Regions from separate parts of the Homo sapiens genome. Here region 2 is linked to region 1. Evidence: chromatin contacts called from ENCODE Hi-C or POLR2A ChIA-PET data. All regions are on one chromosome and are shown on one strand. The core of a region is the stretch at or near the end of the contact, and the rest is flanking DNA. Distances in the headings are between cores, read along the strand shown. Region 1 has its middle 30 kb from the start of LINC03129. Region 2 has its middle 25 kb from the start of ASL.

Region 1 (4,836 bases), core at 1,005-3,504:
TCCCAGCTACTCAGGAGGCTGAGGCAGGAGAATTGCTTGAACCCAGGAGGTGGAGGTTGCAGTGAGCTGAGACTGTGCCATTGTACTCCAGCCTGGGTGACAGAGCAAAACTCCATCTCAAAAAAAAAAAAAAAAAAAAAAAAGAAAAGAGAATATAAAAAATTTAAAGAAGAAAAAAATGTTAAAATAAAATTTTCTCCTAAAGAGCACTCAAAAGCACACTCCCACCAATGCTGGATCTATTTATCTCTCTCTTGCTTTTTTTTTTTCTGAGATAGGGTCTCTCACTCTATCACCCAGGCTGCAGTATAGTGGCAAGGTCATGGCTCACTGAGGCTTTCAATTCCTGGACTCAAGCTATCCTCTCACTTCAGCCTCCTAAGTAGCTGGGATTGTAGGTGCATGCCACCATGCCTGGCTAATTTTTTTCATTTTTTGTAGAGAGGGTGTTCTCACTATGTGGCCCAGGCTGGTCTTGAACTCCTGGGTCAAACTAATCCTCCCGCCTTGGCCTCCCAAAGTGCTGGGATTATAGGCTTTAGCCACTGTGCCCAGTCTATTTATCTTTCTATAACTCACATATTAAATCTTCCTCCTTAAATTGCCTCCTACCCACCCATCTGCAGGGATAGCAAACACAGGTATCAGCGGGTCAGGCAACCTACGTGAGGGAAGGAGGCTGGAGTAATGTGGGAGAAGGGGGGAAACCGTAGCAAACTGCAAGGTATTCACTTCAACAGTTCTTCAACACTGTGATGGTCAAACCAAACACAGAAACAGGAAGCCCAGTTCAGTCACCAGCAGCCAACGTGGGATATTTCATCTACATGCTACAAGGCAAACTGCTTAGGATGAATGACCTGGTCTCCACCAATCTACTCTTGGGGTCCAGCTGCTCCTGCCCAAGTCCCTACACTCTACTGACATGACCCACATTCACAGTACTCTCCTGACACCTTTTCTTGTTCACTTTTTTTTTCCCCAACAAATTTTTTTTTTTTTTTTTTTTTACTTTTTTTGAGACAGAGTCCCCCTCTGTCACACAGGCTGAAGTATAGTGGGGTGATTATGGCTCACTGCAGCTTCCATCTTCTGGGATCAAGTGATCCTCCCACCTCAGCCTCCCAAGTAGTTGGGATTACAGGCATGTACCACCACAACTGGTTAAGTATATTATTTTTCCTTTTTCTTTCTTTTTTTTTTTTTGTTGTTGAGATGAAGTCTCACCCTGTCACCCAGGCTGGAGTGCAGTGGGGCGATCTCGGCTTACTGCAACCTCCAACTCCCAGGTTCAAGCAATTCTCCTGCCTTAGCCTCCCAGGTAGCTAGGATTACAGGTGTATGCCACCATTCCTGGCTAATTTTTGTATTTTTAGTAGAGATGGGGTTTCACCATGTTGGCCAGGCCGGTCTTGAGCACCTGACCTCAGGTGATCCACCCACATCGGCCTCCCAAACTGCTGGGATCACAGGCACGAGCCACTGCACCCAACCAGTTTATTATTTTTTCTAGGGACAGGTTCTCACTATGTTGCCCAGGTTGGTCTTCAACTTCTGGGCACAAGCAATCCCCTGGCCCCCTCCTCCCAAAGTGCTGGAATTACAGGCTTGAGCCAACACATCAGGCTCTAACAAATATTTCTTGAGCACCTACTACATACCAGGCACTATAATAGGTGCCCAGGAAACAGCAGTGAACAAGGTGTAAGAGTTTCTGCCCTCACAGAGCTTATAGGGTAGCAGGAAATTGATATAGTTTCAATGTTTGTCTCCTCCAATTCTCATATTGAAATTAAATCCCTAATGTTGGAGATGGTGCCTGGTGAGAGGTGTGTGGGTCATGGGGGCAGATCCCTCATGAATGGCTTAGTGCCCTCCCCATGGTAATAAGTGAGTTCTCTCTCTACTAGTTCATGTGAGAGCTAACTGTTTAAAGAGCCTGGCACCTCCTCCCCTCTCCCTTGCTCCGTCTTCTCACCAAGTGACGTGCCGGCTCCTCCTTCTCCTTCTACCATGAGTGGAAACCTCCTGAGGTCCTCACCAGCAGATGCTGGCACTATGCTTTTTTTTTTCTGAGACAGGGTCTCACTCTGACACTCAGGTTAGAGAGCAGTGGTGTAATTATGGCTCACTGCAACCCTGACCTCCTGGGCTAAAGAGATCTTTTTACCTTAGCCTCCCAAGTAGCTGGGACCATAGGCATGCATTAGGCATGCATCAGTGCACCATCATGCCTGGCTGATTTTTTTTTTTTTTTTAGTAGAGACAATGTCTCACCATGTTTCCCAGGCTGGTTTCAAACTTCGGGGCTCAAGCAATCCTCCTGCCTCAGCGTCCCAAAGTGCTGGGATTACAGGTGTGGGCCACTGTGCCCAGCCTGGCACCATGCTACTTGTATAGTCTGCAGAACTGTGAGCCAAATAAACTGTTTTTCTTTATAAAGTACCCAGCCTCAGGTGTTTCCTTATAGCAATGCAAAATGTACTAATCTAGGAATCGTATGCCAGCACTTACCAGACTGTGATGAGCATGTGACAGAAGTACAGAGTGGGACTGAAACGTTCCCCAGGGGCTTCTTGTTGCATCAGAGAGAGTGGGGTGAGACATCTCGGCTGAGGCTAAAGATGAGTAAAGACGAGAGTGAAAGAGTGATGATGGGGGTAAGGACAGGGTTTCCTGAAGAAGGACCAGTAAAGTCCCCCAAGAAAACTGTGAGGTCACTTCCTGGAAATCACCAGCATCCCATTTCCCATTGGCAAGGAGCTCAGCATGGTCCCTTGGATAACCAAACCTATGCCCAAATCCCATCTGTGTGAGTCTATCTGCCGGGACCCTTCTTAGCATATTAGAGTCCAATCAGGAGACAAAAACCACTCAAAAGTTTAAAGTGGTAAAATTTAATACAGAGAATTATTCATTATAACAGGGCAACAGCATAATAAGAGATTGGCTACCAAAAAGTAAGAAGAACTCTAGAGAACACAGGACTATCAGAGGCCAGGCATGGTGGCTCATGCTTATAATTCCAGTAATATGAAAAGCCAAGGCAGGAGGATTGCTTCAGGCCAGGAGTTTGAGACCAGCCTGGGAAACACAGTGAGACCCTGTCTCTACCAAAGAAAAAAAAAATAGCCAGGTGTGGTGGTGCACACCTGTAGTCCTAGCTACTTGGGAGGCTGAGGTGGGAGTATTGCTTGAGCCAGGGAGGTCATGGCTGCAGTGAGCTATGATTTCGTCACTGTGCTTTAGCCTGGGCAACAGAGGGAGACCCTGTCTCAAAAAAAAAAAAAAAAAAGTATAGGACCAGCTGATACAATGAACAGTAACTGCCCCTACTGTCCCTATGATGAGATGGAGTGACCAAGAAAGGGACTCTTCACTAGGGCTGAGATCCAGTCACCCTTGGAGAGGGCACAGTCATGGGTAATTCAATGGCAGAATTGCTGCATTACCACATGGTGGAACATGCTAGCAATCTGCCCTCTGGAATTTGCTGAAAATCTGCCTTCTATGGTGCTAGATTAAGCTATGAATGAACAGTTGTCTCACTACAAAACCACCCATGCAGGTTCAGAGAAACTGCTGGTCACTGGGTGCTGCTGAGCACCGTGCAGGGCAGGAGCCCAGTGCTGGACAAGCTCAGTGGCTGTGGAGATTGACACACTACAATCAGAAAGAACAGCCTCTTACAAAGTCCCTCTAGCACAATGTAGTGACAACATTTAATAATGTACCAGCTGATAGAGGAAGCATATAAGGAACCCACGTCTATGTTTGCAGAGCCGGCAGTGAAGGGTGAATTTGGAACTGATGGGCAGTCATTGGATGGATAGCTGGTACATGACACATTTCAATCTAGCAAGGAAAAAAGGAAGAGAGAAAAGAGATAGAGGACCAGGCATGGTGGTTCACTCCTATAATCCCAGCAGTTTGGGAGGCCAAGGCAGGTGGATCACTTGGGTCCAGGAGTTCGAAATCCAGCCTGAGTGACATAGTGAAACCCTGTCTCTACTAAAAATAAAAAAAATTAGCTGAGTGTGGTGGCTTGTGACTGTAGTCCCAACTGCTCAAGAGGCTGAGGTAAAAGGATCCCAAGTGTCTGAGAGTTCAAGGCTGGAGTGAGCCATGATCACACTATTGCACTCCTGCCTGGGTGACACAGCGAGATCCTGTCTCAAAAAAAGAAATGCTGGTGAAAATTTGAAGAAATTGGAACCCACATACATTATAGGTGGGAACAAAAAATGGTTTAACCACTTTGTTTGGGTGTTTCTTTTTTGTCATTTTAATTTGATTTTTTAAAAAATCGAGATAGGATCTCACTATCTTGCCCAGGCTGGTCTCTTTTAACTTGTAGGCTCAAGTGATCCTCCCACCTCAGCCTCTCATGTAGCTGGGATTACAGGTGTGAGTCACTGCACCTGACTGGTGTAACCACTTTGGAAAATAGTTTCTCAAAATGCTAAATGTACAGTATCATAGAATGCAACAATTTCTCTCCTAGGTATATATCCCAGAGAAATAAAAATATACGTCCACACAAAAACTTATAAATGAATATTCATAGCAGCATTATTCACAGTGGCCAATACATGGAAACAACCCAAATGTTCATCAACTGATGAATAAACAAAATGTGGTGTGTCTCTACCATGGAATATTATTCAGCCATAGAAGGAACGAAATACTGACACATGCTATGACAGGAAGGAACTCTGAAAACACTGTGCTAAGAGGGAAAAAAAACCCAGCCACAAACAATCACATATTGCACAATCCTATTTATATAAAAGGTCCAAGCCGGGTGCGGTGGCTCACACCTGTAATCCCACTTTG
Region 2 (4,836 bases), core at 862-3,361, 240 kb before region 1:
TCTTTTAGTGTTACCAAAGCAGTAGAGTTCAGCCTAGCTCCAGCTGTTGGCCGCACAGAAAGCCAATCATTGAGACAGTGATTATTGCCAAGGAAGATTTTAATTGGGTGCTGCAGCTGAGGAGATGGGAGATCAGTCTCAAATCCATCTCCCTGACTACTAAAATTAGGGGTTTATACAGCAGGGAAGAAATGCAACTATGTGTGGGAATACAGGAACTCAGGAGGGGTAAGGAAGCAATCATGATGAATGAGGGGTCCGGAGTCTCATTGTCAGGATGCCATGACCTGGTGAGTTTCAGTTCTTTGATAAACTTTGAGAGGCCTGGGGATCCTTTCCTGAGGAAGGAACTCAGGTAAAATAAAATGTAAGTTTCAAGCTTTATGACCGAAAGTGTCAATTTCTTTTTGTTTATTTATTTCTTTTTTCTTTTCTTTTTTTTTCTTTTTTTGGAGACAGAGTTTCGCTCTGTCACCCAGGCTGGAGTGCAGTGGTGTGATCTCAACTCACTGCAGCCTCTGTTTCCCAGGTTCAAGGAATTTTCGTACCTCAGCTTCCTGTGTAGCTGGGATTACAGACTCCTACCCCCACGCCCAGCTAATGTTTGTATTTTTGGTAGACACGGGATGTCACCATGTTGGCCAGGCTGGTCTTGAACTCCTGACCTCAGGTGACCTGCCCGCCCTGGCCTCCCACAGTGCTGGGATTACACGTGTGAGCCACCCACCTGGCCAGGACTTGTTTTCTTAATCCCTGTGCTACAGAAATTATACTAGACTAAAATATAAAGGGTTTTTGTTTTGTTTTGTTTTTGTTTTGTTTTGAGACATAGTGTTGCTCTGTCACCCAGGCTGGAGTGCAGAAGCACAGTCTCGGGTCACTGCAACCTCCACCTCCCAGGTTCAAGTGATTCTCCTGCCTCAGCCTCCCAAGTAGCTGGGATTACAGGAAACCACCACCACACCTGACTATTTTTTGTATTTTTAGCAGAGATGGGGTTTCACCATGTTGGCCAGGTTGGTCTCAAACTCCTGACCTCTGGTGATCTGCTCGCCCTGGGCTCCCAAAGTGCTGGGATTACAGGTGTGAGCCACTGTGTCCGGCCGGGATTTATTAATAAGCACTTTTTTTTTTTTTGAGATGGAGGTTCACTCTTGTTGCCCAAGCTGGAATGCAGTGGCACAATTTCAGCTCACTGCAACCTCCACCTTCTGGGTTCAAGTGATTCTCCTGCCTCAGCCTCCCGAGTAGCTGGGATTATAGGCATAAGCCACCATGCCCTGCTAATTTTCTGTATTTTTAGTAAAACGGGGGTTTCACCATGTTAGCAAGGCTGGTGTCGAACTCCTGACCTCAGGTGATCCGCCCACTTTGGCCTCCCAAAGTGCTGTGATTACAGGCGTGAGCCACTGTAATTTTTTTTTTTTTTTTTTTTTTTTTTGAGATGGAGTCTTGCTCTGTCACCCAGGCTGGAGTGCAGTGGCATGATCTCAGCTCACTGCAGCCTCCACCTCCCAGGTTCAAGTGATTCTTCTGCCTCAGCCTCCTGAGTAGCTGGGATTACAGGCAAGTGCCACCACGCCCAGCTAATTTTTGCATTTTCAGTAGAGACAAGGTTTCACTATGTTGTTCAGGTTTGTCTCAAACTCCTGACCTCAGGTGATCCACCTGGCTCGGCCTCCCAAAATGCTCGGGCACTACGCCTGGCCCCTTTTTTTTTTTTTTTTTTTTTTTTTTGTATTTTAGTAGAGATGGGGTTTCACTGTGTTGCTCAGGCTGGTCTCGAACTCCTGAGCTTAGGCAATCTGCCTGCCTAGGCCTCCCATAGTGGTAGGATTACAGGCGTGAGCCATGGCGCCCGGCCTTTTCTTTTTCTTTTTTTTAAAGAGACAGTATCTCCCTCTGTCACCCAGACTGGAGTGCAGTGTTGCTCACTGTAACCTCAAACCTTAAGGCTCAGGTGGTTCTTCCGCCTCAGCCTACTGAATAGCTGGGACTACAGGCACATGCCACCCTGCCTGGCTAATTTTTTGTAGAGACATGGTCTCACTGTGTTGCACCATCTGGTCTTGAATTCCTGGGCTTAGGCAATCCTCCCACTTTGGCCTTCCAAAGTGCTGGGGTGACAGGCATAGGCATGGCATCTGGCCAATAAGCATTCTTATGCAGTGTTTACTAAGCGCCAAGCACTATCTCAAGCACTTTTCTGGGGACTGTGTATGTTTATGGGAAAAAGCCTACAGCAGAGGCCCCAGGAGACAGGCCTGCCTGGAGGGCTGGGTTGGGAGTGGAGAGCAGGCCCCCTCAGGACCATGGAGCCTCCAGGACACAGTCCTTCCTCCCAAGGAAGTTAAGGCAGAGTTAAGGTTCCTGCTTGGTTGGAAGGTCCAAGGGGCAGTCCTGAGTGGGACACTGTGACTGTCACTCTGATTGTCCCCCTACAAGGCCCCATGGACTCCAGCAGCCAGAGAATGAAGATAATAATAAATTAAAGCATCTCAAGGCATCTGCAGAAATCGTGTCAGGCAGGAGGCCATGCCTCAGGGCGCAGGAATAACAGCAGCCTGGCCTGCCGCAGCAAGATAGCAGCCCCTACTGCAGAGGCTGGTGGCAGCCACCATTGGGGGCACAGACTCTGGGGGTGCTCGTGCATGCGTGTGTGTGTGTGTGTGTGTGTGTGCATATCATACTTTGAGACACCTGGATCTATCTAGGAGGTATCTGAGAGGTACTCAGCCTCCTGCAGAAAAGGTGGGGACGGACCTGGAGAAGCAGCATTTTGTAACCTTGGACCCTGAGTGAGCAGGAGACAGACTGCACAGAACAACAGATATATACGGGAATGTACTGATTTTCTCTTACTGCAGTAACAAACTGCTGCACAAAACCCCACAAATTTATTGTCTTAAAATTTTATAGGTTAGAAGAAGGGTCCCCAAACCTTGAACCACAAACCAGTACTAGTCTGTGGCTTGCTACGAACCATGTCGCACAGCAAGAGGTGAGTGGTAGTCGAGCGAGCAAAGCTTCTTCTGTATTTACAGCAGCTCCCCATTGCTCACACTCCCACATGAGCTTTGCCTCCTGTCAGATCAGTGGCAGCATTAGATTCTCATAGGAGCGTAAACCCTATTGTGAACAGCGCATGCACGGGATCTAGGTTGTGGGCTCTTTATGAGAATCTAATGTCTGATGATCTGTCACTATCTCCCATCACCCCCAGATGGGGCTGTCTAGTTGCAGGAAAACAAGCTCAGGGCTCCCACTGATTCTACATGATGGTGAGTTGTATAATTATTTCATTATCTATTACAATGTAATCATAATAGAAATAAAGTGCACGTTTAATGTAATGTGCTTAAACCATCCTGAAACCTCCCTGCCTCCTAGTCAGTGGAAAAACTGTCTTCCACAAAACAAGTTCCTGGTGCCAAAAAGGTTGGGGACCACTGGATTAGGAGTCGATATGGTTTAGATCTGTGTCCCCACACAAATCTCATGTCGAATTGTAATCTCCAGTGCTGGAGATGGGGCCTGGTGGGAGGTCATTGGATCATGGGGGCGAAGTTCTCATGAATGGTATAGCACCATCCCTTTGGTGCTGTTCTTGCAATAATGAGTGAGTTTTCACGACACCTAGCTGTTTAAAAGTGTGTAGCTTCGGCTGGGCATGGTGGCTGATGCCTGTAATCCCAGCACTTTGGGAGGCCGGGGTGGGCAGATCACCTGAGGCCAGGAGTTGGAGACCAGCCTGGCCAACATGGTAAAACCCTGTCTCTACTAAATATACAAAAATTAGCCGGGTGTGCTTGTGCGTGCCTGTAATCCCAGCTACTCGGGAGGCTGAGACAGGAGAGCCACTTGAACCCAGGAGGTGAAGGTTGCAGTGAGTCAAGATTGCGCCATTGCACTCCAGCCTGGGCTGGAGTGAGACTCGGTCTCAAAAAAATTAAATAAGGCCAGGCGTGGTGGCTTACGTCTGTAATCCCAGCACTTTGGGGGGCTAAGGCAGGCAGATCATGAGGTCAGGAGTTCGAGACTAGCCTGGCCAACATGGTGAAATCCTGTCTCTACCAAAAATTAGCTGGGTGTGGTGGTGCACGCTTGTAATCCCAGTCCATCAGGAGGCTGAGGCAGGAGAATCGCTTGAACCTGGGAGGTGGAGGTTGCAGTGAGCCGAGATCGTGCAACTGCACTCTAGCCTGGGTGACAGAGGGAGACTCCGTCTCAAAGAAAATAGAGAAATAAAATAATAACAAAAAAGTATGTAGCTCCTCCCCTCCTCTCTTGCTCCTGCTCCCCCTTGCCTTCCGCCATGAGTAGAAGATCCCTGAGGCCTCCCCAGAAGCAGATGCTGCCATGCTTCCTCTAGAGCCGTTGGAACTGTAGGCTAATTAAACAATCTTTCTTTATAAATTACCTAGTCTCAGGTATTTCTCTTTTTCTCTTTACTTTTGTGTGTGTGTGTGTGTCGCCTAGGCTGGAGTGCAGTGGCGCAATCTCAGGTCACTGCAAACTCCACCTCCTGGGTTCAGGCAATTCTCCTGCCTCAGCCTCCCCAGTAGCTGGAATTTCAGGTGTGCGCCACCATGCCCAGCTAATTTTTTTGGATTTTTTTTTTTTTTTTTAGTAGAGATGGGGTTTCATCATGTTGGCCAGGCTGGTCTTAAACTCTTGACCTCGTGATCTGCCCGCCGTGGCCTCCCAACATGCTGGGATTACAGATGTGAGCCACTGTGCCTGGCCTTCAGGTATTTCTTTATTGAAGTGTGAGAACGGACTAATACAGAAGTCCTACATGAGTCTCACTGGGCTAAAATCAAGGTGTTGGTAGGG

Evidence for each region. Hi-C counts contacts between places; a loop is a spot of excess contacts on that map. ChIA-PET counts read pairs that join two places held with the same protein, here RNA polymerase II (POLR2A). Pooled maps may share reads with other maps.
Region 2: a map with no recorded cell type shows a loop between it and region 1 (2.0-fold over the local background). The contact joins two enhancer-like sites. A Hi-C loop is called at or near these places in 4 of 37 single-sample maps with no recorded cell type and 4 of 50 pooled maps. POLR2A ChIA-PET finds 5 or more read pairs at or near these places in 1 of 52 experiments (WTC11).

The regions. Positions count from the first base shown.
Region 1 is chr7:65,807,234-65,812,069 of GRCh38, reverse strand. No RefSeq gene overlaps it. Among named protein-coding and RNA genes, the nearest start is that of LINC03129, 30 kb to the left of the region's middle. Within about 2 kb of position 2,254, at least 2 of the 41 ENCODE cell types and tissues checked have a DNase peak (open chromatin) inside an H3K27ac peak, as active enhancers do.
Region 2 is chr7:66,048,471-66,053,306 of GRCh38, reverse strand. No RefSeq gene overlaps it. Among named protein-coding and RNA genes, the nearest start is that of ASL, 25 kb to the left of the region's middle. RefSeq lists a silencer at 1,308-1,486. Within about 2 kb of position 2,111, at least 7 of the 41 ENCODE cell types and tissues checked have a DNase peak (open chromatin) inside an H3K27ac peak, as active enhancers do.